Linked DNA regions of Mus musculus: regions 1, 2, 3, 4, 6 and 7 are each linked to region 5. Evidence: chromatin loops called from intact Hi-C (ENCODE). Cell type or tissue: left cerebral cortex. All regions are shown on one strand. Region 1 holds the start of Gm38820 (a long non-coding RNA gene). Region 2 holds the start of Gm34441 (a long non-coding RNA gene). Region 3 overlaps Gm34441 (a long non-coding RNA gene). Region 4 overlaps Gm34441 (a long non-coding RNA gene). Region 5 overlaps Neurod6 (neurogenic differentiation 6). Region 6 overlaps Gm34441 (a long non-coding RNA gene). Region 7 overlaps Gm34441 (a long non-coding RNA gene).

Region 1 (4,000 bases), 130 kb before region 5:
CTTAAAAGGAAAAGTGGGGGAAACATTGAGCACCTACTGTCTACCCAATACTGTATTGACAATTCAGATGAAATATCTAGTTAATTTCTATAATAAATTGGGTGGCATAGATTTATATCTTATAGATAAGAAACTTAAAACTCAGAGCCTGCAAGATCAAACTCCTGATACAAACCCCACTCCAGAGGCTTACCCTCATCTGCTAAGCAGACAGCATCTTTGCCTTGATTGCTAGAGAAACAGGTATTGAAGGGTTGGTTTCTATGGTCTCTTCCAGGCTCCTGTGATACCAGAAGAATCTGTCCATTAAGGCTCTTTCTGTGGGAAGCTTTGAATGGACAAGCCACGCTGAGAAAACCTTCTAAGTCTGGTCTGATGTACTGTTTAGCATGGCTTTAAGACAGACATTGAGGCTGGCACTGCTAGATAATAGCATAGTGACCTTTGGTCATTGGTCCAAATTATCTTCATCAGTCATCCTGTGACACCCCTTGTTTCTTGTAAAGGAGACTCGAAAGTGCTGCTTCGGTTCACTGTCATCTGAAGAAGGGCCACTGGGTCCATTATTTACAGCCTCTGGAACTTGTTGAGTGAGTTTATCATCATTACTTGAACAGAACAGGTCCCTGACAGTAGAGGCCAAGCAGGGCAGATACTGATGGTTGCTGCTGTCCCAGATAATGGGGATCCTCAGAGTAAGCTCTATGCCAAGAGGAAAATGAGAATGTTCTGGAATGGCATCAACTGAGTTCACTAATGTGCACTGACCTCCACCATACAGTCAGCCTCCTGTTGTTTGGTTTCTCATGCTTCTGGCTTCTTTGTTTAATTGCCATGCCCTCATAGAGAGGCTCAATGGCAAGACAGCAGATCTCCACTGTGGGCCTTTGTTAGCATCTCCAAGTGACAAATGTGCAAGTGGGTGAAAGATCCTGAAATACAGCTCTCGCGTCAGCTGCCATCACTTTGGACGCTCTCCTGGCAGCAACTCCGCTCAGCCTCCTCGCTCTGCTGTTTTCCTCTTGCCCTTCTCGAAGCCATTTCTTTCAGTAATGATGAGAATCTTTCTTTGAGTTCAGCTCCCTGCAGTCACACTCTTCCTGGCTTCTCTCTGCTTCTTATGGTGGGGTAGGCATTTGCATTCTGGAAACTCTGGAAGCACTAGAGGGCTCAATGTACCTCTCACAGTTTCAGAGGGGCGTGTATACACATTTGTACACCCCATTCGATCTTCAGGCTCCACAACAGCAAAATGGTGATACGTATCTGTTCAGCACGGCTACAGAGCTGAACAGAGCCACCCAGCTGGGCAGCAGAACCATTGCCCATGTTCTACAGATGAGAAGGTTTACCTCTAGCCTGATTCCCTGTGCTACCGCACAAGCAAACGATTGATTTCAATTCCTCTGTATTCTCAGCTATGAAATGGGTCCCTCTGCCTCTCCCATTAGCTCTGCAAAGCTTCCTTTCTCTGAGTTGCTGCTCTGGACACAAGGACTTTCCTATTGCTTCTCAGTACTTGAGGCTCTCCTGGAGTGGCACGAGCCCATATGGTGGTTTCCTCCCACTGTATGATCATTTGTGTTCACCTGCTCATGTCCCCTCTAAAAATGAATTCCTGAGGGGGTGTGCCGATGGCTAAATCATTTGCTCACGCTGTCTCAAAGTGAGAATGAATGAAGAAAGGAACTCAGAAGTTGTTGGTGGGCAGCAGCTTGTCTATATTCCCACCGACCCCACTGCTTACTCCAGAGAGAAGGAAAAGGTGAGTCCGGCAGTGGGAGGACTTACATAGACGTGAGAGGGAGGGAGGAGGGGGGGCTGGCTGCCTAACAACTCTTGGTGTGCAGAGGAGTACTGTGAGCAGCTTTTAGAATCGCCCCCAGATACTGCCCTCAGAGATCCTGAGTCTACTGGGAAATAACACCCAAAACCACACCTTAAGATGCTCACAGAGGATCTCCACAGGGCTTGGTTTCATCAAGTTAAATGGTAACCCTAACATTAGGATAAACAGACAACTGTGTGCACCTGCAGCTATCAGAAACGTTGGCAGGATAGAAAAATTAAAGAGTTGAGTTCCTTGATTATCCTCTGGGTGGCGCTGTGTAGATGTGCGTCAGCTCAACAGAAGGTGTCCCTCCCCCACGCCCACCAAGTTGTTGTAACCTCATTTCTCACAGTGGCCCCAGGTGGGGATTCGGCTGAAAGCCAGGGCTGCCAACGCCAGGGATTTATATGAGGCAATGTCTGGCGAGTACAGGGTCTCAGTCTAAGTCTCTGCTCACTCTAACTGGGGAACAAAGTGCTTCAAAGACAGGACACTGGGTCTCTGTGGCGCCTTTGCACCTCACACAAAACAACCTGAGAGTGGCTAGGTGTTCAGTGGCTGCATTATTAGTTTTCAGACTGTCGCTTGTAACTACAAAAGTAATGCATGTTTTTGTGGATGATTTAAAAAAAAAGCATATAAACAAAAATAATTTTTAAAAGTCAACCGAAATCACACCACCCACGGCTAACCACTGTTAACATTTACTGTGTTTCCTTAAATGGATACTGTTTGGTAACCTGCTTTTTCTACCTTAACAATAAAGCAAGAACATTTTCCAGGGTAGAAACCACATTAAAATTATTTTTTAAAGTTGCATAGTATTATCGTATTTCATTTACAGATGGACCATGGTTTATTTAACCAATTCCATATTGTAAGGCATTAAAATTTCTCCCCCTCCGTTCTTCCCTCCCCTTCTCCTTTGCTCCCTCTTCAAGCGCCTTCGGTTCTTCCATAAGCTCTCTTAGAGTTACAGGGTTGCTCTCTGGGCTCTTGTCCAGGACGGTCCTGTAATACAACTTCCTAGAAGTGGATGAAGGTCATCCAAAGCACTGAAGCCCTTGGATGCTTGCTGCTTTCTCCGTTCTCCCTCTGCACCACTAGGAAATAGGAGAGACCAGAGGGGCCTCCTTGTAAGAATTCCCTGTAGCTCTCTGAGAATTTTCTACGCTATTACTTGGGGCACAATTCTATGCTAGAAAGGCATGCCATCCCTGTCCCCTAAAGAAAGTAGAGAATCATAGCTGTGAGAAACCCTCCCAGAAGGGCCCCAATTCTGCTTTATTCAAAGGGGCATCCTGCCTGCTTGCTTTTTCTGCCTCTGCCTTAAAGGATTGGAAATATACAGACATTACCTAGGAATTACTTCCATGGCGATATGAGAGGTTGGTGGGAACCTCAAGGCAGTGGCTACTGTAAATACAGTTGTCTTTATTTTGGACAATGGTGGTGACTATCCTTCCCCTGCTAGTCTCAGTTCCCAAGGGTCTGGGCAGTGGGAGATGGTGGGGCTTTGTGTTCTTTTTAGTGTGATATCTGAGGTTCCCAGAAATGCCTATATGAAGGAATTAAAATCTGCTCCATTCCAACACCAGAAAGAGGAACAGAGGCTGACCCTGACCAAAGCTGAAGTTCTGGAAGGCAGTGTGGTTAGGGTGCAGGAACTATAAGGCACCAGATAAGACCAAAATGCCATAAAGGTGACCCAGCCAGAGACAGAAAATAAAGTGAGCCAGAAACCTTGGTAGTGATCTAAGTTAGAGGCAAGGCCCACTCGTTGAAAAGCAGGAGGCTTGAGCAGTGCAGGGAGCTTTTTGCTTAGAGTTTATTTTCATCAGCTTCCAGGGGCACAGGCTTAGAAGACTTCCACAGAGCTTCCACACAAATTCATGGTGTATTACCCTGAGATCCTAGAACAGAAACAAACCGGCAACACAGTCAGAATGTCCAAGAAAACAAAGTCTCCAGGGTTAGAAAATAGCCAAGGAGCAGAAACTGGCTTGGCAACTAGAAACACAAGAAAGAAAGAAAGAAAGAAAGAAAGAAAGAAAGAAAGAAAGAAAGAAAGAAAGAAAGAAAGAAAGAAAGAAAGGAAGAAAGAAAGAGGAAGGAAGGAAGAAAGGAAGAAGGAAGAAAGGAAGAAAGAAAGACAGGGAAAGGAAAGGG
Region 2 (4,000 bases), 140 kb after region 5:
AGCTTTGTGGCGGTCAGTTCTGGCTTTGATGAATTTGAGAAATGCCTAGGATAGGAGTAAGGCATACCTAACTTGTTTGAGGGGGCATTTCCAAGGATGATTCACTGAGGGGAGACTGTGATAAAAGAATAGGGGCAGAAAGCCAGCCTATGTGGGCATCTATCTATCTATCTACCTATCTATCTACTTATCTCAGTCTAGCTGTCCCTGTCATTCTGTGCCTTGCTGTGTCTGCCTCTATGTCTCTGTCTCTCTCTGTCTGTCTCTGTCTGTCTCTCTGTCTCTCTCTGTCTCTCTCTGTCTGTCTCTCTGTCTGTCTCTGTCTGTCTCTGTCTCTGTCTCTGTCTCTGTCTCTCTCTCTCTCTCTCTCTCTCTCTCTCTCTCTCTCTCTCTCTCTCCTGCTTGCCAGGAATTGAGCTGTTCTGTTCTGCCTGCCCCACGATAATGAGTTTCCACCTCTGAAACCATGAATCAAAATAAATTCATCTACCTTTAAGTTGTTTCTCTAAAGCATTTGATCATGACAACAACTGCAGAATGGCTGGCACATGCTCATCTCTCTCAGCCAGAGAAAGGAAGTAAGACAAGTATTTATGGCTCAGTATGGCTCAGTACTCCCGACATCCCAGGATACCCTCCATAAAGGTTAGCAAATATTTGCAATGTTTTAATTGGTTTAAGCCATTAGCCCTTCATTATTTGGCTATTTCAACTTTTTTCTTATATTAAATGTTATGACTCAGAAACACAAGCTCAGGAAACAGGAAAAGAACTAAGATCCTCTCCCAAACAAGAATCATGTGCATGAGTCCCCCAGACACCACATGAAGAGTTGCAGATTCTTAAATAGCCCTTTCCTGTGTGGGACACATCTGTATGTAAAAATGCTAGTCCTGTGTTAGGAGGAACGCTGCCCTTCATAAGTGCTCTGTTATTCCTACTTTGCTCTTTTGAAGTAGATAGAATCAGCCTCATTTTATTTCTAGAATAGCAAGTGTGCCAAACACAGAGATATGGTTCTATCCCTTTCCATGTAACCCCAGCACTGTGCACATTACCTGGCTAAGGCTTTAAACATTTGTTAACAGTCATGAATAACTCCACAGACTTAAAGTCAATTTGCTCCTGTTTCATCATAGGTCCTGTATCATCAGTTTCTCAGACTGTTTATCTCAGAGTTCCTTCAAGACCTAAAGAGATGGTGCAGTGGTTAAGAGCACTTGCTTCTCTTCCTACAGACCTAGGTTTAACTCCAAGCACCCATATGGCAGCTCACAACTGTCGCTAACCCCAGTTCCACAAGATCCAATGCCTTCTTTTAGCCTCCATAGGCACGAGGCACACACATGTCCAGACATACATGCCTATAAGACATCATACACATAACATCAAATTAAGTTAAAATTTAACAAAATAATTTAAGCAGTCCTTCAATTTTAGCACAACATCCCAGGAGTATTTTCACATAACAAAAATAAAAATAAAAATAAAGCGAGCGTACCTTCTTCTCCTCTCCCTTTTTAGCCCCTCAGTCAGCTCATTGAGAAAAGATGAACCAGCTACACTTGTTCCTAGAAAATTCTTGGAGATTCCAAAGTATAGAGTATATTTAGTTAGTACATATCCCAACATAGCTAGCTGTTGACTAATGATCACATTTCCCTTTAGGGAGAAAACATGCTAGTTCTCTCTAAATCTGTCCTGCTACTAATTTTAGCCCACACCAACCACGGAATCTTCATTTCGTTCCCCATGATGGATGCTGAGCTGCTGTTCTCATTTCCGATTGACCTAATCGTTCTCAAAAAAAATGATTTCTAAAAACTAGGGCTTTTTTTTCTTAATTAATATTGCTTCCTGTACAACTTTTAGAGGTTGCTAGTTTCTCTTCTCCCTTCACTAGGTGGGTAATGTCTCTCTCTGCCCATTTTCCATCTACATAATTGCAGAAAAGCATGCCAGACATGGCCAGAGAAACCTCAACTTCAGATGGCAATCACCAGGAAGCACCGGGCAGCTGAAGATAGAGAGAAAAGGGAAAGCTCCCGTAAGTAAGGCTTTTCTAGCATCCTGTGCTGCTCTGGGTGAGTCAGCCCCAGCAGGGCCTACAATGCTGTTTTACTCCCAAGATAGAACTGACAGATCTCATTTAACACAGACCTTGAAAGATCCTAGAGTCCAGTGTACTTCTCAACCCATGATGCAGGAGAGGAGTGTTCCTAGGTAGACTTTCACATGACTACTGTTTTTAAAGGCAGGAAGGGCCTTTTATCTGAAGGATAAGATTGACAGCCAATGACTTAGAAGCCCTTTTCCATTGTTGATTTTGTTGTTGTTGTTGTTGTTGTTGTTGTTGTTGTTGTTGTTGTTCTTCTTCTTCTTCTTCTTCTTCTTCTTCTTCTTCTTCTTCTTCTTCTTCTTCTTCTTCTTGTACTTATACAACATACAAGCCACTAATTCTTTCTGAAGTGAGTTCTGTTTCTTGAGAAGTCAAAGAGAAGCCAAGGAAGGTTCAGGTGCAGTTTTTAACTCTTCTTCCCAGAGAGAGTGGAGACACTGGAAGAACGGGGAAGTTTGGATGTATGAACAGTTCATGAGTTGCTTCAGCACGTTGGTGCTGATGATAATTACGCTTGAGTAAATGGGAAGCTTATCTGGTGAGAGCTGAAAGACATTTTTGGCAAGGCAAAACTGAAGAGGGTTTAAATGTAGAAGTGAAAAACTTCTGTGTGTGAAATGTTAGCCACAGAGTCCAAGAGAAGATACATCAACACACACGCCGCACAGATACACACACACACACACACACACACACAGCTGTGGATTTGTAACAAGTCCTAAGGAATCTTGGGGACATACGAAAAGCCTACACTGCAGACTTATTGCAGCTCCAACTCAAATTCTGGGCTATGGGAGAAGTCATGTAAGTAAGCCTACTGTTCCAGCCAAGACAGAAAGCCTTCTAAGCAGTTAAGAATTCAGTCCAGCCTGGACAATGATGAAGACAATGGTCTTGACCTTTTAGGTAGGTGACTGAATCTTGTGTCTCATTTTTATTACCTGGAAAAACAGAAATTACAATTCCCTTTTATACACTTGTTTCAAGAAATAATTTCTGGCATGTGCATGAAGCATAAAAGGCATGGAAAATGCAACAAGCAACTGTGGTAAGACAATGAAATAAACTTTTATGGTCTACCTTATATATTTCTATACTGCACTTTCATAAATATATATAGTATGACAATAATTAGGGGAAAGTGATTTGCAAATTACTAATAAGTTTGTAACTCCATGAAGTTGTGTTTTTTTTTTTCAAAGAGCAAACATGTAGGCATCAGCATAGAATGACCCAAATCCAATTTTGTTCTTGCTTAGACCATTCTACATGATACAAGACAGTCAGGACCTAGGTGCCCACCCAGTCAGCACCACTGATGCAAATGGAGTCCCATGTCTGCTGGAACATAGCACCTTGGCACACCAGCACCCTCTGCACAAAGAGCCTGTCAAGGTTAGACACTGAGAAGTGACTCCCAGTCCTACCCCAGAGGGGCAGATGTGATCCCTCTGGAAAGCCAAACTGAAGAGCACATTTTACATTTGTTTACTTTAGCAAGGACAATTCCCTCTTGCAGCAGATGCTTAACTGAGCCTGAGGGGGATGTCTGACACACAGCAAGTAGTAGGGCCGTGGGAACCAGCTCCTCAGGCCAACTGGAGCAGGGTGCTTCCTGCAGCAGTCCACTCCTATGGCACATTCAAGTTCTTCTAAACACCTTTGGTGGTGGAAAGAGGAGAGCTTGGGGGTCCCACAGATGTGCCTCAAGTCCTCTTTCTATTGCTGGCTCATATAAGATCACAGCTTGGAAGCATGCTTGCCTCTCTTGCCTCTATTTAATCAACTTTACTAGTGATGACACTGGGCTGGCCATAGTGGCACAGGATGCTAAGGGAGGAAGCTCACTGCAACTTTGATGTTAGCCTATTCTACATAGTA
Region 3 (4,000 bases), 130 kb after region 5:
CCATCGTGACAGGACATGATCTTAGAAAGGTTTAATTAGTTGAGCTTAAGGGCCTGTTGATAAATTACCCGGTGTGGTTTACTAGGTCCTAGAGAGTCAAATGAACCCCGTATTTGTCAAACAAGTCTCTGCATTCAGGGTAAGTAGGGAGTCTGTCTCTAGCATCTTGACCCTGCATTGTGGAGAAGTGCCTGGAATGGATAACACTACCTTCCAGTATCAAGCCTTCCAATGTTACTCAAAATGTCTGGTCACTCTTTTAAGAAGGAGACACTCTTTTAAGAAGGAGACTGCATTTAGAAATGCAGGGGAAGCTAAAGGAGAAAGGTGAGCTCTAATCTCAGTAAAATGTGTATGCAATCAAAGACAGACCAAAAGCAATGATAAACAGGTACCAGCTGTGTGTCAATCACTTAGAACAGGCTGGACAGTGAAACCTTCAAGTCAAAATAGAAAAGACACACATTGTAGTATCAGCAGCGACTCCACCCATCCCATCAGCAGGTGGGTAACCCTTGTCAGCATCAGGGTAACCCTTGTCACCTTGGATACTCTTGGAAGTTTAATCTCAGAGACCAAAAGACTTCCCCTGTCACGACCCTATCTATAGGTGGAGGGACAGCACCAGACCTAGATTAGATATCCCATGGAAGAGTTTAGTCACAAAGTAGAAATGACAGTTAGTCCATATCCATTATAGATACCTGGACTCATCCATTTATCACTTTCTGGCTCAAGTCCTGGGCTAATGCTATAGAATGGAGAGGACTTGGATCTCTGTCTTCTGTGGTTGAAGGATACAGTCAAATGCTCATTTTCAGTGTACGATGGCTCCTACAGTGCTGGCATAGAAATAATAAATGGCAAAACGGGCTTAGAGAGGATTCCATTTATAAAGCCAATTCCATTTATAAAGGTATGGGGGAGATAGTCAAGAAAAGCCACACAGAGAGTGAAATCACACAGGGCTCACATGAGATGACGTCCCTGCATCCAGAGAAACATCAGCTCCCAACATGGGATCGATATGTGCAAATGACACCAAGACTGAAACAGAATGAATAGAATTTATGCCCCCCCCCCCGCCTCACTACAGCCTCACCACTATGCACATCAGATGAGTGACAGCTTTGATTGCGGCCCACTCCAGATGCATAGCACATTCTGCTCACTTCATTCAATCTGTTAGTGCTGGTGATGACTCTTGCAAGTGCTTGTTCATGGCCAGTGACAGACATGACAAGATGGGAGAAAAAAGGCAAAGCCTTCTTTAACTTTTGTACAAGCAATAAAGCTTTGAATATATAGAGATGAAATAGCTGCACTGAACTTCTTCCCCCTGTTTACCTCTTTTAAGTACACTGGAACCAGAGAACGATCTGCCATGGGGCATCTCAAACCATCATGCTTTGCTTGAGTAAGGTGGTGTTGGTAACTGGAGTTTTCTAGTTCCTCATGATATTCTCCAGTCACCTTGGGCAGCCACCTTGCCTGATTCTATCACGCTATTCTTCAGAAAGGGCTCATTGCCTGCACGTATTCTCTCTTGCAATGAAAGGTGTGATGCTCTCTGCAAGGCTCTATTTTTATTTGAAGTGCTCAGTTGGGAACGCTAAACTTTGTTTTGCTAAGTCATTTGTAACAAATAGCATATGATCCGAAGTCTATAAATTTGTCTCCCGGCTTCAAAGACTTTCACTCCCAAGAGCTTGAATTCTGGCACCTCACCCAGCCACATGATGATCTCAGGGCAGAACTTTCTATGAGAACTTTTAATGTCAAAATAGCCTCCTATTCAGGACTGAGGCAACCCCCCTTCCTTCCCTGTGGACCCGCATTTCTGCTGCTCTCACCAGGAATTTTAGTCCTCACCATGAACTCCATCAGGGAAGAAGCTAAAGACAGAAGTGGGAAACTAACAGAAACACAAAGTCACACACACTCTGTCATGGGATCTCTGCATAGCATGTGTTGACCATTCACTATGGGTCAAGTATTAGGAATGCCACAGCAAACACACCAGTGACCTAGGCATCAAGGGAACAGACATCCTGCATGAAATGAAGAGTCCAGAGACCAGTGCCAGCAGGTTTGAGAAGAAATGCAAAGCTGGAACTGTGGTTTGGATGTGGTTTGAGCGTCCTCTAGGGGCATGTGTCAAAAGTTAATCCACCATGAGAGTAGAAACTTGGTCCATGATGCTTAGCAGTGGGGGCACTGGAAGTGAACGAGATTCTACAACATCAACAGGGAGCCCGGGAGTGAATCCTGGAGACTTTGTAAGAGGAGAGATCAGGGAGACACAGACATGATCAGGGAGACACAGACATGATCAGGGAGACACAGACATGATCAGGGAGACACAGACATGATCAGGGAGACACAGACATGTGTGCACTTCTTGTCTCTTGACATCTGATGGCATGCATCAGAATCCCTAACAGGCCCTGCTTTTAATCATGCAAAATCATCCTAAAAGCTACTTGTGTTTTCCCTGAGCTCCTCTGTTACCATCACTGGGGCCTGAAGCAAAAGTAGTGATATTAACTGGGCATCATCCAAGTTGTAAAGTTCTCATTTTAAACTTTATATAGTAGAAATAATGGAAACATCATATGATAAATGTGGCCTCTCTGTCTCACTCTCCCTTCCTCTCTCCCTTTTGCTTTCTGCCAGTCCTGTGGTCCCAGATACTTAGGTATCTATGTGGCTGAGGCCAGAGGATCATTTTAACTCTTACCGGATGTACAGAAAGAGCCTGGGGTCAATCTAGGTAACTGAGATCTTGTCTCAAAGTTTGAAAAAAAAATGTCTAAAGAGGGCAGGGTTATAGCTCAGTGTAAAAGTGTTTGAATAGCATATGAAAAGGTACCTAGAGTCAATGGGTCAGTTTCCACTAACACCAAGAAAATTTTAAATGATTTAAATATCACATGTGAAATCAATTCAGTATTGATATATATACATCTGTGCATATATGCCTATATACGTGTATACACGTTTGTGTGTACATGCATATTATTTTTGGCTGCTTTATTATATTCCATTTGTGCACAAAACACACTTGATGCAATTTGCTCTTGCTGGGTGTCTTAGTAGCTTCTAATTCCTTGTTGTCCCACACTTTGCTCCAACAAAAATCCTGATAAAGATCCCCATGCAGTGCTCATAGGTTCTCTGGTCTAAATAAGGGGAATTGCTAGTCATCTGCCTATGTTCAGCTCAGTGTCTTGAGCACCTCCATATTGCTCTATCTGTCCATGCATGGCTATGTCATCAGTCCAGATATCTTCCCTGTATTCTCTTCCCAAATAATCTCCTAGGCATTCATCAGCATTGTAGTGGCCATTTGTACCAGGATTTTTGTTTGTTTTTGTTTGTTATGGTCAATTAGATGTCCGTAGTTTTCCCTCTATTTCACTACCCATTTCTTCCCAGTCTCCTCTCGTGGCTCTTCCTCCTTTCTGGTCTCCAGTGAGGATGCCCCTGAGATCTGCCTCAGGCCTGATGCCCCTCTTTTCTCTATTAATATGTGGAAACTTAGATGTACTTAGATGTACACCCATGCCTTTACTGCCCTTTCCACGTTAACATCCTGAAGCACACACATAGCCTTGGCCTTCACCACCTATGCGAAGCTTATGTAGCCACCTGCAACACAGTGCCTCCACTGAAAACCTGGTCCCTCACACTTACAGTGCCCATGGTTAACCTCCTGCTTCTTCTCCATAGTCTAGTCATCACCTTCATCTCCATGTTCTGTAAACAGCAATTCCACATGCCCAGTTGCTGATGCTAAAGTTTGAGCATGACTGATCCCTCTCAGCCACACCCAGTGTGGCAGCAGCACTGTCAACTCTGTCAAACTGTGTCACAGTTTGGCCCTTCTCCTGGCCTCACCTTCATTTCTCCTCAGAGTTGTAGCAACCATAGCTAACACTCCTTTGCTTCTCTTTATCCTGGCCCAGTCCACTTCCCACACGGCAGCCAGCCCATTTCA
Region 4 (4,000 bases), 130 kb after region 5:
TGCGTGCAGAGAGTAGTTAGTGGAGCAAGAGTGTTAAGGGCATTACTGTGAGTGTTTTATTCAACAAGATGGAACAAACAGAAGCGTTGTCATTAGTATCTGCATGGGAAAATAAGTGTGATGTGGAAGGGAAGGTGTGTCCTCTGGGAAGTTAAGAGTGGATTGCCTGAGGCTGAGTGGTGAACAAAGAAGTAAAGTAACCCAGGTCCTATGGGGAGTCCTTTGCCTCTCATGACATTATTAGGAGCTAAGCTTGGGGAAACTGCTACATTTAGGGAGTTCCTCCTTGGAAGTATGTCTTGGAGCAGGATTTTCTTCTCGAACCCTTAACTTCTGCATCCTGATTCTGTCTCCATGGGACACGCCCTCAGCTTTACTTGTGCTTTGTGTTTGGAGTCTGGGATAGAACAATGGGACTTTATTTTATTTAATTTATTTATTTATTTATTTATTCATTTATTTATTGTAATAAACTTAACAAAGCTAGAAAGAGAAGGTTGGGCTACCAAGAATGAAAAAGAGAACTTGCGCCTTTCCTTCCAAGTTCAAAATTTTCCCTCTCACTGTTTCTAACCATGGTGACCAGTATCAGCAAACACGCCCTGTACCCTTCTCCATCCCCAGGTGAGTACACAGAGCACCAGCAGGCAGTGACGCCATCTACCCAGTTGTGGGTAAGTTTGGTCTCCTCCACCTCCCGTCCAAGTACAGATGATCTGCCTCCGAGTTCCTCATCTCAATCACTGCTAAGGACTGCAGAGATTCAGTCAAGCTCCCAACCTTCTACGTGTGCATTGCTGCATGAAGTCCGCAGTTAGCTGGTATGCTGCCAAGTCAGCCTAAGCGAAAGCCCAACATGGCACCCAGATATCTGCTTCCCCATGAAAGCCAACCACACGCTCAGACTCCACCTCCCCCCAGGTAATATCTGTACCACTGTTCTGTCTCCGAGCAATCCTGGAAGTAGGTTTTGCCTGAATCCCCTCCATCCTGATGTTTCCTCTCAGTGCTTTTCTACCTGCGGACCCGACCTCTTGCCTGGTATGCTCCCTACTCGCTACAGCTGCGCTTCTGGAGGAGGCCGAGCTCTCTGCCTTGAGTGCAGGGCAGAATTGCCATGTCCCTCCATGCTGTGAGAGTCCTGAGTAAAATCACCCATACCACGACTTAACAAGCACTCCCGGATAATTTTTCTTTAATAGCATGTTAGGTTCCCTGTGAAGCACCAACTAGTTCTTACATCCGTCCAAAGCCCTTAAAGACTTTTTGGTGTTGTTTTTAAGAGAACAATTAGAAGCTTGCAGTGGAAAGGACCCTGACAAAAACTCCAGCATAAAGCAGGGTTTGCTTGCCCCTTATCTGAGCCTCACTCAGGTCCTTTGTAAGATGAAGCGCTAGATAAAAGGTATCCCAACCTCTCTACCCCATCCCCACGCTGTTACTCTTGCCTTCAGTAAACGGAACACAGCAAAGTGAAAAGTATGAATTTAGTAGAGAACAATGCCATATAGACAATCATATAAAGTATCTTCTTTTTACTACCAAGGCTAATCACCATCTGAGGGAAAACTCCATCTTTCCAGACTTTGGCAAACCCATCTTCAGAAAGAAGAGGCCTTCTGGCAGCGCGAATGTCGTAGATGCTGGAGCAGCTTAGATCCTGGCTGCAGCAGTATCCATGGCCCCAGCAGCTGCTGGCGCGGCCAGCGTGGTTCACACAATCCCTGGATCAGACTGACCTCTAGGGGCCGCGTGACAACCAGCAGCCAGGGCTCCCGCGCACAAAAGGAGCCTCTGGAGGCTTGCAACAGGAGCCCGCCAAAACAGCCACACAAGGAGGGCTCTCACATGCAGACACCACAAAGCCAAAACATTAACATTTTGCTTGCTATTTATTCAGCTTCTTTGTCTTTAATTCCCCGTCGCCAAGAAGCCTCCAAATGTGTCTCTTTCGGTATCAAAGTGATCACTTCGGATTAAAGCATTCCTTCTGGAAAGATACCTTAATTAAAAATGTGTGTGGTGGGGAGGGGTGGGTGGGCAGCAGCGTCCTTCTAACTCCAGTTTAAGGAAAAAAAGGAAAAAAACAACAAAAAATAAATAGTTCAGAAGAAGAAGAAATGGCCTGTTCACACTGTGAGACAGAAATTGTTGTTAAGCTATTGGTGTTTCTGTTGGGTCTCAACACGGAATACTAAAGGTAACATTTGCTGAATACCTACTATGTGCTGAGTACTATCCTCAGTGAATTCTTTCATTCTACTTGTTTTATTATGAGACCTGTATGGGACAGAGATGGTGACTGGCAAAGTCTCAGCCTACAGGTATCAAAGTCAGGATTAAACCCCAGAGCACACGGTTTTCTCCTTTAATTATTGTATGTAAACACCTTTTCTTCACCTCACCCCATCCCCAACCCCTGCAGTTCTAAAGGCATTTCAAACTCAAACTACTGTTAACAGCATCCTCATCATTAATAGCAAACCACTAAGTAGGTCTAGCACCTGGCACACAACGAAAGTCAAGGAGAGAATCCCAGGGGGCAGGGAGGACAAGGTGAGGGCACTTCCGTGGGCAAGCTTTCAACATAGGGAATAATTATTGACAAATAGACTTAGTCTTTGCTTTGGCTAAGAGCCATATGGTCTGCCTTGGAGTTCTCAAACCACAATGGGAAGATGGAGGGAGGTGCCTTCACAGTTAGGTTGTCCGGGAAGTTAGATGAGTACCATATGTCAAAGGCTTAGTGAGTGCCTGGACCAGGATAAGCTCGAAATGAAAATACCCCAATGATCAATATAGCATTATTGAGGGCTGTTATTCAAATCTGGATCTACAAGTTTGGGGTGGTAGAAAAAGCTGGTTATGAAGTCAATTTCCATATGGAAAGATGTGTGTTACAGTTCTCCAGAGAGACAAAACCAAAAAGATGGGGTTATAGAGATAGGTAATAAGAGATTTACTGAAGACATTAGACCGCATGGTTGTAGAAGCTGAAAAGTGCCAAGGCAAGCCATCAGCAAGACAAAGAACTGGGGAATCCTATAACAGAATTCTCAATCCCAAGCCAGTGACTAAGAAAATTAGGGGGTCACCAGTACAAGTCCTAGGGTCCAAAAGCTATAGACCCTGGCATTCTAAGACTTCCTGTCAGGAGAGGAGTGCCATTACCTCAAAAGAAACTTTGCTTCTCTTCTGCATTTTTCTTCCATTTGGTAGATCTGGTGATGTTAAACCACATTGGGGGTGGGCGTGGGGGGAATCCTTGCTCAGACCACTCACTCAGATGCTGTATCAGAAACAATGTTGTATCTACTAAATTAAGCATCACGGAGACTAAAGGAGAACTCACAGTGCAAGATTCTGATACAGGCAAAAGTCGATTTGCTAAAACCCCCAACAGTGAAGCAGGCCACAAAGAGAAGCATGTGCCCAGTGTAGGAGGTGTGACTCATACCTCTGTACACCCAGAACTGCGTGCGCCATGGGCTTAGGCGGGTTTCATAATGTCACCTATAAAGGATTCTCAACAAATATCTCTAACCTGCGCCTGATGGAGTCTGTAGACCCACAGAGTACAGAAGAATATGTCAAACCACACCAATAGGAAGGCAATAAACAAAAATAAGGACATGGAAAATTCCAAAGACAAAAGATCCAGTTTCTTTAGGAACTAACTTGTCAGGGCAGGAGGAGGAGGAATAAGTACTGAGTGTAAGACACATGAGAAGCACATCAACAAACACAACAAGTAGACTGAATCAAGCGACAAGACATTTGCAAAACAATCTAAACACTGATTAGATCTTTGATATTAAAAATGTGTTTGTTTTCAAAAAGGATCTTTATAACTTTGAGGTGTGTACTGAAATATTCATGAACAATACGGGGCAAAGACTATGCTCTGCTTCCCAAAGATCCTTTCCAGGAAAGATGAAGGAAGTCACCACGGCACTTACTGATCATTTTTGAGGTTGGATGGTAACGGCATGGGGATTGT
Region 5 (4,000 bases):
GAAAGGGTCAAGTTCAGGAGACAGGAAGCTAATGCGCGCGAGAGGAACCGGATGCACGGCCTCAATGATGCTCTGGACAATTTGCGAAAAGTGGTCCCCTGTTACTCTAAAACCCAAAAACTGTCCAAAATAGAAACTTTACGACTGGCCAAAAATTACATCTGGGCACTTTCTGAAATTCTGAGGATTGGCAAGAGACCGGATCTGCTCACGTTCGTCCAAAACTTATGCAAAGGTCTTTCCCAGCCAACTACAAACTTGGTGGCAGGCTGCTTACAGCTCAACGCCAGAAGTTTCCTGATGGGTCAGGGTGGGGAGGCTGCCCACCACACAAGGTCACCCTACTCCACATTCTACCCACCCTACCACAGCCCTGAGCTGGCCACTCCCCCAGGGCATGGGACTCTTGATAATTCCAAGTCCATGAAACCCTACAATTACTGCAGTGCATATGAATCCTTCTATGAAAGTACCTCCCCTGAGTGTGCCAGCCCTCAGTTTGAAGGTCCCTTAAGTCCTCCCCCAATTAACTATAATGGGATATTTTCCCTGAAGCAAGAAGAAACCTTGGACTATGGCAAAAATTACAATTATGGCATGCATTACTGTGCAGTGCCACCCAGGGGTCCCCTTGGGCAGGGTGCCATGTTCAGGTTGCCCACCGACAGCCACTTCCCTTACGACTTACATCTGCGCAGCCAATCTCTCACTATGCAAGATGAATTAAATGCAGTTTTTCATAATTAATGAGGAAAATGAAAATAAACAGTGGTCATTCACCTCCCACTCTAATTAAGGCAAAGCAGATGCTTGTGGGCTGCGTAATTGGCACAACTCTATCTAAGGTGTTTACTAGTTTCTGAAGTGTGTCTCAAAGATTGTGACCATTTTCTATGTCATAATAAATCCCTTTTCGTATGAGAACTTCCTTTCCTTCCCTCTTGTCTGTATCACACTGTGATTCTCTCTCTCTCTCTCTCTCTCTCTCTCTCTCTCTCTCTCTTACTGGCAGAATATTTCTTTCTTGTTTTAGTTTCTTTCAAATTCACTTAATTTGTTTGAACAAGGTGTCTAAGATGTTGCTGAATAAAGACATGCACACAGCATACTTCAATGTCTATTTCAGTTGTACAGTTATGATGAAAATGCATGTTATAAAAATCAGATGAGTAAAATGTGTTTATAATTACTAGGATTCATATATGTATCTCTGAAATTTTAGTTTTTAAAATATTAAGAGCTAACCATGAAATTAAAAGGTGCATTTGGGGATGCACAACGGTATCAAAAGCTATGCAATTTTCTGTTTATTAGGGACAAAAATAAGTGTATTCAGTTGGTAACAACTATTCCTCTTCAAGCATTTTCAGAGGAGGAAACACGGTATTTGGGGGAGGTTATCAGTGTCATAATTTGGGGACAATTAATTCAATCATGAAGAAAAAAAATATTAGCACTTGTTTTGTATTGTTCAGGATTTTTCTGTACAGGTTTGTTACAGTGTATAATTGTGTTTTCCATCCTACAGTTTAAAAGCAATTAAACATAGATATTTCCACTTACAAAGGATATTTATTAGCATGGTATTTTTGCATGATACTTATTTCCTGCCACACAGCTGCTTCCAGTCTCCAATGCTCCCACCTCCCTATTTCAGGAATCTTTTTGGATTAAATTGAAAAGGTTCAAACAAATTTCTTTAAAAAAAACAAAATCGCCAAAGTGTTTTCCAGAATTTTCTTTTGGAAAGTATCCTAAATGAAAGAAAAGGGGACAGTGAGTGTTAAACACCCTGGGGAAACAATGGTAAATCCAGCTAACCTTCAACTCCTGCCTAAATTCGGTGGCAGTTTTCCAGCAGCCCCCAGAGTCGGTGTTTAAAAGGGAAGCTTTTTCCCTGGGCCTGTTAAACGCCTGGCCGATTAGAACCTAAATTCTAATTTATGTGTGATTAAAAGTTTCCTAACAAAAGGCAAGGAAAAACTTCGTTTAATATGCCCGAAGAGCTAGATTCTTAAAACAGGACTGAGCCGCTCCTGGAATATAAAGCAAGGTGGTGTGACCTCCTCCTCCTCCTCTTCCTCCTCCTCCTCTTCCTCCTCCTCCTCCTCCTCCTTCGAGAGGCTGTCTGGGCAGGTCTGCTTCCTAGGGTGTGGGAAGTGGGCATCTGCGCGCGGCCTGTGGAGAACAGCGGGCCAAGCGCACTGCAGCGCAAGATTCCACGGGCACTGCCTGAGCCAGCGCAGTCCCATCCTGGCCACTCAGACAGGGCTGCAGGACGCAGGTGACCTCCCACAGCCTCCGTGGTCTCCAGAACTCCGGCTGCGCTGCCCGAATTCCGCCCGCAGTGGGCGCCCTGCAGTCTGGGGCCTCGCCCATCTAGCGGGCACCGCAGCCCTGGCTGAGGGACTCTCCCTACACCCTATTCAGCTGCTGAGTTGGGAAGCGGGTGGCATCTCCGTTTGATGGTCTGACGCAGCTCCAGCCCGCCCCGGTGCTGCCCAGAGCTGACCCTGTTCTCCTGCCCGGCAGCTGGTGGGACTCAGGGAGTGCAGACTTGAGGTCCTTGCCCCAGTCTCCAGAAGGCCTCCTACTTAACCCAGTCCCTGCCACCCCCTGCTGGAACCCAGGGGCCTTCAGTGAGCAAAGCTGCTGCCTGAAAGCAGGGAAGGGGCTGAGCAGCTGCTGGCTCGGGACTCCCTGGTGATGAACTGCCCTCCAAGCCCATGTGTGAGCACCTGTTCACTTTGCTCCCATGAGGCAGGGGAAGGAAACCGAGGTAAAAAAAAGGGACTGTGCCCTGACAAAGTGGAGAGAAGTTTGCCCAAGGTACAGAGCCTTCTGTCCCCTCTGCCTGCCTGGGCACAGGAAGACTTTCGCCCACTTCCTCCCATATGTGCACAAAAGCTGCTCTCCCTGGGACTTGGTCCAGCAGTGCCGGACTCTTTGTGGCCCTTCAGACTTAGGAACCGGGTCACTGCTCATTCTGAGAGGGGAAAGGGGAAGGTGGAGGGAGGAGGCATCTGGAAAAGGAATATCCTCCCTGTCCCATGCCATTCCAATATCATTTCCTCTCTGATAGAGTAGGTGTGGTTTCCTGGTCTCCTATCCTTGCTGTAGTGTACCCGCTGGCCTGGCCTAAACAGCACCGCACCTGCTCAGTGTCATGTTGGCTCAGACAAGCATTTGAGACCTGCACTCTTTCCAAGGTCACAGATTCTTGTTGGAAACAGAGATTGCATCAGGAGATAGGTCTTCCGTCTCCCTTCTGGCAAGTGGAAGAGCAAAGATGAGAAGCAGCTGGCAGAATGAGGAAGAATCCAGTGCTCTGGGCAAGTTTATCTCGGAGCTCAGTTCACGAGAAACTCCAGATTTCAGAGTGCGGATTACAGAAGCCGACCCCAGAGACGTGAAGACATCTAGAATCTAGACACATCCGTCTTGTGTGTGCATGCTCCCTGTGTCTCTGGCAGATGCAGTCATGCTGTTGGACGTTGGGTGTATGCGGCCAGGATCCCATGCTTAGTCAACATTTAGATGCCTCTTCTGGACCCGGCACTAGAACCAACCAGCCGCTCCCATGACATATCACCCTTGACCCTAAGTCAATTTTCTTCAGCAATTCACAGTGCTAAGAAATCCTGTGAGTTGTTTATACAATGCATCCTAGATGCTATGCTGAAAAACTACTTTGAAAGGTGAAAGGAAGAGGCAGCAGGGTATAAAGGGTCCAGGAGCCAGGAAGCATGGCTTCAGCTATGTTTGAATGGCATCCTTCATCATCTTTGCCTGTGGTACTGTGTCTCTCCACCACTCAACAGAAAACACCATAGCTGCAGTCTTCCATATGGATTGAGCTTCTCCTCTTTGGGCTTGGATTTAACTAGTGATTCCTCATTCCAATTAGGAAGGAAAGAAAATGGCTAAAGGATACACATTCAAATGATCACACACACCCACTTGGAAATATTTATGAAAGTCCCGTGCAAATAACAAGTGT
Region 6 (4,000 bases), 59 kb after region 5:
AAGTGGTTAGATAGAATTCGAAGGTAGAGTGTGAGTCACACAACAAACACTAAGACAAACTGAAACTGCAAATGTGTCATAGCAAATGAGCCAATAAACAAGTTAAAATAGAGCCGTAAGAAATCAGTAACTCAAGAGAGGCAGGGGAGGAGGCAACATGGACCAAAGGGCTGTCTCTTCTCCAGGAATATCTGAAATACTCAGTTCGAGAGGTTTGTCACTGACTCTCTACAGTCCCAAACCCTGCAGACCACAAACCATAAGAGGCGATTTCCCAGCACCGAAGCTGGGACTTGGCTGCTGCAGCTGCAGTGACTGCGGCTGCTGCTGCCACCGTCGCCGCCATTTAATTGAATGTGGCTTATTTTTCCTTCCAAGGCCATGAAAGGAAAAAGGCTGGAAGAAGAATTCAACTCTTCTTGTTTTCTAAAACAAGTTTCTACTACTCTTAAAATCTTAGAAACAAAGCATGCCTTAGCCCTTTTGCAAAAGGAGAGAGTAGTTTTCCATATTGTTCAGAGACTATAAGATATGATTCGTGCAACTAGTGAATGCCACTTGTCAACAGTTACCAGCTGTGTGAGCTAACCCCCATACCCTGGGAATTGGAAGTCAGAAGTGTCTATTGTATGTATTTGTATCTGAATTGCAAATTCAAATGGTTAGTAATTTCACTTGTGTGTGTTTGTTTTTCAACTTGGAGAATAAAAGAATGTAACATTAGCCAATGGTATTTTGTCAAATGATTTTTCCATCAGCTTGCCAGATGTGACGTTAACTTGATAGAACAGAAAACCAGCACAACTTACTGCTAATAAATATTAAAGGCAAAATGGCAACCAGAAAATTCCTCCAGTTCTTACAGACATCATCTGAGGAAAGAAGAGAGTCTTAATTGGCTAAACTAGAAGCCCTTGGTCCTGTGAAGGCTCGATGCCTGAGTGCAGGGGAATGCCAAGGCAGTGAGGTGGGAGTGGGTGTGTTGGTGGGGGAGCACCCTCATAGAAGCAGGGGGATGAAGATGGGATAGGGGGTTTACCAGGAAAGGGGATAACATTTGAAATGTAAATAAATAAAATATCCAATAGAAAAAAGAAAAAGAAATTGAAGACTCTACTCTGAATGATTAAAAACAAATACTTGGCAATAAAAGCAGAAAGTTGGAGCCAGGAAGTTAGGAAGTTCTTACCCTACACAGCCTGATAAAATGCCATTATAAGAGCAATGTTGATGCTTTTATACCCTAGTTCTGCTTACTGAATAATATATTGTCAATTGCAGAACAATTTGTTAGTCCTCCCAACATACTTGAAACTGATATTAAGACTGTTGCTAAACAGAGAAATCTAGTTTTTTTGATTTTTTTTTTTTTTTTTTTTTTTTTTTTTTTTTTTTTTTTTTTTTGGTTTTCCGATTCTGGGTTTCTCTGTGTAGCCCTGGCTGTCCTGGAACTCACTCTGTAGAGTAGGCTGGCCTCGAACTCAGAAATCCGCCTGCCTCTGCCTCCCGAGTGCTGAAATTAAAGGCGTGCGCCACCACGCCCGGCGAAATCTAGTTTTAAAGCATGCCAGCAATCAAGCTGGGAATCCTGGTAGGCTCCAAGTGGAAGCTGACTGGACTAGGTTACTTGGGCCAAAAAGCTGGCTGTCTTACATTTGAACTTCCTTAGTTGCCGCATCCTCTAGTCAAAGAAGTCTGAGCTAATGCAAAGACAAAGCAAGAGATGGTGTTTGTTTTCATTTTCTCGAGAGCCGGGTGCCTGGAGAACCGACACAATGCTGCTATGCTTCTAAAAACCTGAAGCTACAGGATGATTTTCAAAATTAAGGGCAGCTCACAGCTGAAAATTATACTTTTGGGCAAGGGGCCAATTCAGGATGCGTTTCACTCTGGTTTGGATCCCTGCCAACGTCCCTGGGTCCCATTTGTTCAGTTTTATAGCAGCAAACAAAAAGGAAACAGGAGAGGCAGGAGCGAGCTCAAGAGCGGCTGTGTGGAAGTCAGCATTTAAGGTCTTGCTAAGAAGCGTGTTAACATGGAGAGCTGTGCCGGGAGAGCACGCAGCACTGGGCACTCGCAGGGACCGTGCACAATCACAGAACCTGCCTAGTGGAACACAGCACCCCAGAGCCCAGGTGCCCTACCGATCCCTGGAACCCCAGCCAAGAAGCATATCAGGGTTTTGTCTTTCCAGGGAAAAACACGGTTCCTTAAAACAGCCTTGCAAGGTGACAAGACCCATTTCGAAAACAAACGCAGGGTAGAATTTCCCTTGGTTCCCATATTAAAATGCTTGTTTTCACTTTCCAATAACAAAATGGCTAAAAAGCAAGGTAATTGGATTTGACAGTTTTCACAAATACAATCACTCAAATAACTGTATTACTACTACCACTTCTTTTTAAGCAGAAAAAATATGTGTATTGGTTCAATTTTTCATTATAAACTCAAACTAGGGAAACAAGTTAAACTTACTATATTCTTCAACTTAAAAGGAGCTATTCTTTTTTAAATGCTTCTGCTTTGAAGAGAATTGGCTGTAGAAATATGAACAATGGGAATATAATTTTACATTGCCCACAATTAGCATTCTAGAATATTAACATCTCAACTTTAATATATAATGTTTAGGATATAAATATTTTCATGAAATTGATTAGGTCTTTTCTGCTTTCTATGAAAAGGCTCTATTGTTATTAATGTAACATGTGGGCTGTATATAAGCCTTTCTTAACTGTATTACATGCAGCTTTTCAGGGGTCTGCTATTTCAGAGTAGTCAAAGAAACAGCACACATCAGGGCAGACGGGTAATCCAGCTCTCAAGAAGGGCAAGCAGAAGAAAACGGAATTCAAGGTCATCCATAGCTTCATAGCTAACTAGATACAGGGCCAGGCAGGGGGGTCTATGTGAGACCCTGCACCTCTAAACACTGGATACAGGGGCTAGAGAGATGGCTCAATGATTAAGAGCACTTGTGGCTCTTGCAGATGACCTGAGTTTGACTCTAAGCAACCACACAGTGACTCAAATCCATCTGTAACTCTAGCTCCAGGAGATACAATGTTTCTCTGATCTCCATAGTCACCAGGTAGGCATGTGAGGCCCATATATGCATGCAGACAAAACACACAAACACGTGAAGATAAATATTTTAAGTATAAAGTAAAAAGCAACAACAACAAACAAAATTCCTGAAAATCTCTGTTTGAATAAACCGTAAGTGAAATATAACACCATTTTGTGCAGTTTCTTTTTCTGGGCTCTAGACATGATTCACACTATTTTTAATTGCACGTGAGAGTGCAGGTACCAGGGGAGGCCAGCGGAGGGTGTTGATCCCTCCTGGGCTGGACTTAAGGTGGTTGTAGGCCACCAGACATGGGTGATGAGACCCAAACTGGGGTCCTCTGCAAGCAGTTAACGCGACACACAACATGAACTGTTGTATCATGTCTCCACACGATTGTTGACGTAGGAAATCCAAATCCAACTGATCGTGTCGTGTACAGCAATTAATACACCTCGGTATTAAGCCCTTTTTACACTGCATTAAAGCTCCAAAGCTACCCACCAGGTATCCCTTTCTATCTTAGTTAGGGTTGCTACTGCTGTGATGAAACACCATTGAACAAAAAGCAGGCTGGGAAGAAAGGGTTTATTTGGCTTACACTTCCACACTGTGGCTTTCATCACTGAAAGAAGTTGAGTTAGGACAGGAACTCGAACAGGATAGGAACCTGGAAGCAGGAGCTGGTGCAGAAGCCGTGGAGGAATGCTACTTACTGGTTTGCTTCCCCTGGCTTGCTCACCTTGCTCTCTTATATAACCCAGGACCACCAGCCCAGCACCACCCACAATGGGCTGGGCCTTCTCCTATAATCACTTATTAAGAAAATACCCTATAGGCTTAACTACAGCCAGTCTTAGGGAGGCATTTTCTCAATTGAGGTTCCCTCATCTCTAATGACTTCAGCTTGGGTCACAATGACATAAAAAT
Region 7 (4,000 bases), 85 kb after region 5:
GGTTTATTTCTGGGTCTTCAATTCTATTCCACTGATCAATCTGTCTATTATTATGTCAATACCATGTGGGTTTTGTTACTGTTTATTGCTCTATAATACAGCTTAAAATCAGGGATGGCGACACCTTCAAAAGTTCTTTTATTATGCAGTATTATATTCGTTATCCTAGTTTTTTATTATTTTTATATGAAGTTGAGAATTGCTCTTTCAAGGCCTGTAAAGAATTGTGTTGAAATTTTGATGAGAATTGCATTGAATCTGTAGATTGCTTTTGGCAAGATGGCTATTTTTACTATGATAATCCTACTGATTCATGAGCATAGGAGATCTTTCCATCTTCTGATATCTTCTTCAGTTTCTTTCTTTAGAGACTTGAAGATCTTGTCATGAAAGTCTTACACTTGCTTGATTGAAGTTACACCTCAGAGGCGTAACACCACGATATTTTATATTATTTGTGAATATTGTGAAGGGTGTTGTTTCTCTAATTTCTTTCTCACCCTGTTTATTGTTTGTATAAAGGAAAGATACCTCATGTGGCAAGGTGGGACTTCCAGTGGAAGAAGGGGGACACCAGCATTCTCACAGAACCTTAGAAACAAGGTCTGTCCTACAGGATGTTCAGGGACACTGATGGAGCAAACACTGAGGAAGGGGTCAACCATTGACTGGCTCAATTTGAGACAAATTAATTTAATTAGTTTGCATTGCCATAGATAGATTCAGTAGAAAAAGACAAAGATGTGAGGAATGAAAGATGAAAATAAGGGATACAAAACTCAGAGATTAGACTGAAATGTAACATAATAAAAATGATAGACCAATAAAAGAATGATAGTCAAAACTCTGTTTACTCAATTTCTCACCCCATGGGAAAGTGCCAACCCCTGGCCCAATTAATGATACTCTGATATGCTTAAAGACAGGAGCCTCGCACAAGTGTGATCTAAGAGGATTCATCCAGCAGCTCAAGGAAACAGATGCAGAGACCCACAGCCAAACATTAGGCAGAGCTCAGGGAGTCTAGTGGAAGAGTCAGGGGAAGGATTGAGGGAGCTGGAGGGGTCAAGGATACCACAAAAGACCTTCAGAGTCAATTAATATGGTCCATGGGGGCTCACAGAGACTGGACCACCAACTGAAGAGCATGATTGGACTAGACCTAGGCCCCTACACATATGCAGCAGATATGCAGCTTGGTCTTCATATGGGTTCCCCAATAATTGGATCAGGGGCTGTTTCTGATTCTTCCTAGCTGGGCTGTCCTGTCTGGACTTTGTGGGAGAGGATGCTCTTAGTCCTGATGATACTTGATCTGCCAGGGAGGGTTGGTGGGGGGAGTGCTCCAAGAAGGGGAGCTGAGGATCAAAGAAGAGGGAGTGGGAGGGTGAGTCTGGGAGGAGAGGAGGAAGGAGCTATGATTAGGATATAAAGTGAATAAATAAGTAAATTAATGAAAAAGAACATCTTAGAAGCAGTAGTTAAGATATGTCCCAAAATTCCAGAGGCAGAGACAGGCAAACCTCTGTGAGTACAAGGCCAGCCTGGTCTACATAGCAAGTTCTAAGCAAGCTAGGGCAACCTAGTGAGACCCTGATTTATAACAACAATAATAATAGTAAAAACCTATTTCAAAATCTCTTAGAAAAAGCATCTTACTCATGAAAAGTTATTTGCTTAAATACTTAGAATAGCCCAAACATACCATTCTTTGTGACTGCCTTGGCCTGGCTGACCAGCATTCCTTAAGAACGTTCAGTGTAGAGATCATTGATGATCCAAAATAAGGAATGAAATAAGGCCTCTTAAGCTAGGGATCAGCTTTCAGTGGTACCTTCCCCAGTGATGCATTCAAACTGCACTGAAGATGTAATAAATTCCATTAACACCCATGAAAACTAGAACAAAGAATATAGTAACAAAGTGCGAGAATCTGACCTTTTTGGCATGAGGCCTCATACAACAGGAGGAAACCCCTTGTGCATTGTTGCCTAGGAGGAAAGAAAAGTCTAAACTGTCTATCAGGATTATAGAAGAACTTCTGCATCTTCTCCACCACATGATCCTCCATTGAGGAGTGCATGGATGCCATTGGCCAGAAAGCCAGCAGCTTGTCATTCACTGAGAACATGATATTTTTTTTAAGACATCCAGATGGTGATTTCTCATCTCACAGATCCCCATTCCTATCTACAGAGAGGGCGACTCTTCAGAAAACACCTGGGCAAGACTTGGGCTGTAGGCTACCAGCATAGTAGTCCCCATAAATAAAGCACTATGGGCCAGGGAGGAGACAGAAATAGAATCAGTAAAAACCAGGGCTAGAGTTTTCCATGCAGTCCATCTGTTTCATATGCTAGCAAGCCGGCAGTGGACGTAGGAGTGGATCCCATTTCTGTCTGAGAGAGCAGAAGTAGACAGGAAATGTGTGAGTTGCTGGGCTCACCAACCTACCCGCCATCTGTGTCTCCAGCCAAGAGACTCAGCCACTATGCCAGTGGTCAGAGCAGAGGGGCTAAGCATCCTCCCACCTGTTTCCATCTGAGAATGGAGCAACCCCAAAAGGAAAAGAATTATAGAAAAAGGACTTTTCAGAAGACTTGGGAGGAAAAGGATAACAGAAAGAAACTTGTAAAAATCTTTGCTTAACGAAGTAAAAGAAAATAACTTAATCAGTTTGTATTGCCATAGACAGAGAAATTCAGAAAAAAAAATCAAAGATGTGAGAAAGGAAAGAGGAAATAAGGGATATAAAAACTCAGAGATTGGACTGAAATACAAAGTGATGAAATGGTAGACAATTAAAAAAATGATAGGTCAAAGCTTAGTTTCCTCTATAGACATTGTAGAAAGTTCAGGAAAGGGATGATCTGCAAAATGGTGCTTAATAGGGCTGAAAAGGATACTTCCAAATTAGCAAGATGAATAGACAGACAGACGAGTAAAAGAGTGCCAAAGTCTAGGCCAGAAAGCCTCTGAAGTTCATGAGTTAGAGGCTTTGACATCAGCCTGTGGTGCCTTTGATAGTTCAAGCCTAGAGAAAGGGAGTCATGCCACTGGAAGAACTTATAAAGAATTCCTTTTTTTCTCTTTGCTTCACAGATACAACAACACAAACTGATCTCCTTTGACTGACGTGTACATCATGGTCTACTGTGCTATCACAGGCACAGAGCCACATTCCATAAGACCATGGATCAAAAACTCTGAGCTAAAACAGTTTTCCCTTTTAAGTTCAAGATCTCAGTTATTCTGTCATGGTAGCAGACAGCAAAATGCATGCATGCATGCATGCATACATACATACATACATACATACATACATACATGGTAAATGATGATAGATAGATAGATAGATAGATAGATAGATAGATAGATAGATAGATAGATAGGTAGGTAGATAGATAGATGGACTAGCAGGCAGACAACAAAATAAGGGCTGTAGAAAACAAATTCACAGAAAAGGAAACTCAAGAAACAACATAGAAAGTACATAGGAAGATTCTCCTAAGCTGCAGAGAATGAGGAGCGAGGCTGGTATTCCAAATGCCTCTGTTGGCTGCAGTCTGACAGTGTGTAAAGAATGTGCGCACACTGTGATTCCTGCCCATCAGAAGCAAGGCAGAGGAAGATGCATAAGGAGCGGAGGAAAGCCAAGGAAAGAATAAAGGAGCTGAGAAGGAAGGTGATGGTGGATCTGAAAGAATACAAACCAATAAAACTTTAATAAAAACAAGACCAAAAAGCCAAACAATGTATTGCCTTTTAAGCTTTTCTACCATTTTCATATTTGACAATCAGTCTTTAATACATACTATATATAATTTTACAAAGTATCATGCACAAACATCAGAAGAGAAATTATTTGTAAGCATCCATAACCTTATCTTCAGAGGTTTAAACCTATAGTTAATACCAATATATTCTTTTGGAACATTTTCTATGCACAAATGTATTTTCAACTCATTAGGTGTTTTTTACAGTATTTCATCAGTCTTAA

What was found. Hi-C counts contacts between places; a loop is a spot of excess contacts. Peaks named below come from ENCODE experiments on the same cell type or tissue, not always from the same donor. Only the 100,000 strongest peaks of a DNase experiment are listed, where the experiment ranks them.
Region 1: a loop joins it to region 5, with 6 times the contacts of the local background. A loop is called at or near these places in 6 of 42 quality-filtered maps.
Region 2: a loop joins it to region 5, with 5 times the contacts of the local background. A loop is called at or near these places in 7 of 42 quality-filtered maps.
Region 3: it touches region 5 in a loop (3.0-fold over the local background); 7 of 42 quality-filtered maps call a loop at or near these places.
Region 4: a loop joins it to region 5, with 3.0 times the contacts of the local background. A loop is called at or near these places in 5 of 42 quality-filtered maps.
Region 6: it touches region 5 in a loop (4-fold over the local background); 4 of 42 quality-filtered maps call a loop at or near these places.
Region 7: a loop joins it to region 5, with 9 times the contacts of the local background. A loop is called at or near these places in 3 of 42 quality-filtered maps.

Annotation. Positions count from the first base shown.
Region 1 is chr6:55,802,379-55,806,378 of GRCm38, reverse strand. It overlaps Gm38820 (a long non-coding RNA gene), which reads left to right and starts at 1,495. Exons shown (of 3, transcript XR_869126.3): 1 at 1,495-1,765. It also overlaps a transcript of Itprid1 not described here. In left cerebral cortex, a CTCF peak has its summit at 2,093; DNase peaks (open chromatin) are centred at 2,114, 2,879, 3,197, 3,566 and 4 more places; H3K27ac peaks cover 3,755 bases.
Region 2 is chr6:55,534,721-55,538,720 of GRCm38, reverse strand. It overlaps Gm34441 (a long non-coding RNA gene), which reads right to left and starts at 1,678. Exons shown (of 7, transcript XR_869122.1): 1 at 1,502-1,678. In left cerebral cortex, no CTCF peak of the experiment used is centred here; DNase peaks (open chromatin) are centred at 1,281, 1,687 and 2,068.
Region 3 is chr6:55,540,685-55,544,684 of GRCm38, reverse strand. All of the region lies in intron 1 of Gm34441 (a long non-coding RNA gene), which reads right to left. Among named protein-coding and RNA genes, the nearest start is that of Gm34441, 5.6 kb to the right of the region's middle. In left cerebral cortex, a CTCF peak has its summit at 2,135; DNase peaks (open chromatin) are centred at 1,158 and 2,108.
Region 4 is chr6:55,548,867-55,552,866 of GRCm38, reverse strand. All of the region lies in intron 1 of Gm34441 (a long non-coding RNA gene), which reads right to left. Among named protein-coding and RNA genes, the nearest start is that of Gm34441, 14 kb to the right of the region's middle. In left cerebral cortex, a CTCF peak has its summit at 1,743 (motif pointing left); DNase peaks (open chromatin) are centred at 1,736 and 3,464; H3K27ac peaks cover 401 bases.
Region 5 is chr6:55,675,384-55,679,383 of GRCm38, reverse strand. It overlaps Neurod6 (neurogenic differentiation 6), which reads left to right. Exons shown (of 2, transcript NM_009717.2): 2 at 1-1,566. The coding sequence ends at 747. Among named protein-coding and RNA genes, the nearest start is that of Neurod6, 3.9 kb to the left of the region's middle. In left cerebral cortex, a CTCF peak has its summit at 2,344; DNase peaks (open chromatin) are centred at 1,885, 2,312, 2,886, 3,242 and 2 more places; H3K4me3 peaks cover 2,616 bases; H3K27ac peaks cover 2,967 bases.
Region 6 is chr6:55,616,054-55,620,053 of GRCm38, reverse strand. All of the region lies in intron 4 of Gm34441 (a long non-coding RNA gene), which reads right to left. Among named protein-coding and RNA genes, the nearest start is that of Neurod6, 63 kb to the left of the region's middle. In left cerebral cortex, a CTCF peak has its summit at 3,343 (motif pointing right); DNase peaks (open chromatin) are centred at 118 and 1,920; H3K4me3 peaks cover 782 bases; H3K27ac peaks cover 803 bases.
Region 7 is chr6:55,590,675-55,594,674 of GRCm38, reverse strand. The region is part of intron 3 of Gm34441 (a long non-coding RNA gene); the gene reads right to left. Among named protein-coding and RNA genes, the nearest start is that of Gm34441, 56 kb to the right of the region's middle. In left cerebral cortex, no CTCF peak of the experiment used is centred here; a DNase peak (open chromatin) is centred at 2,334; H3K27ac peaks cover 1,479 bases.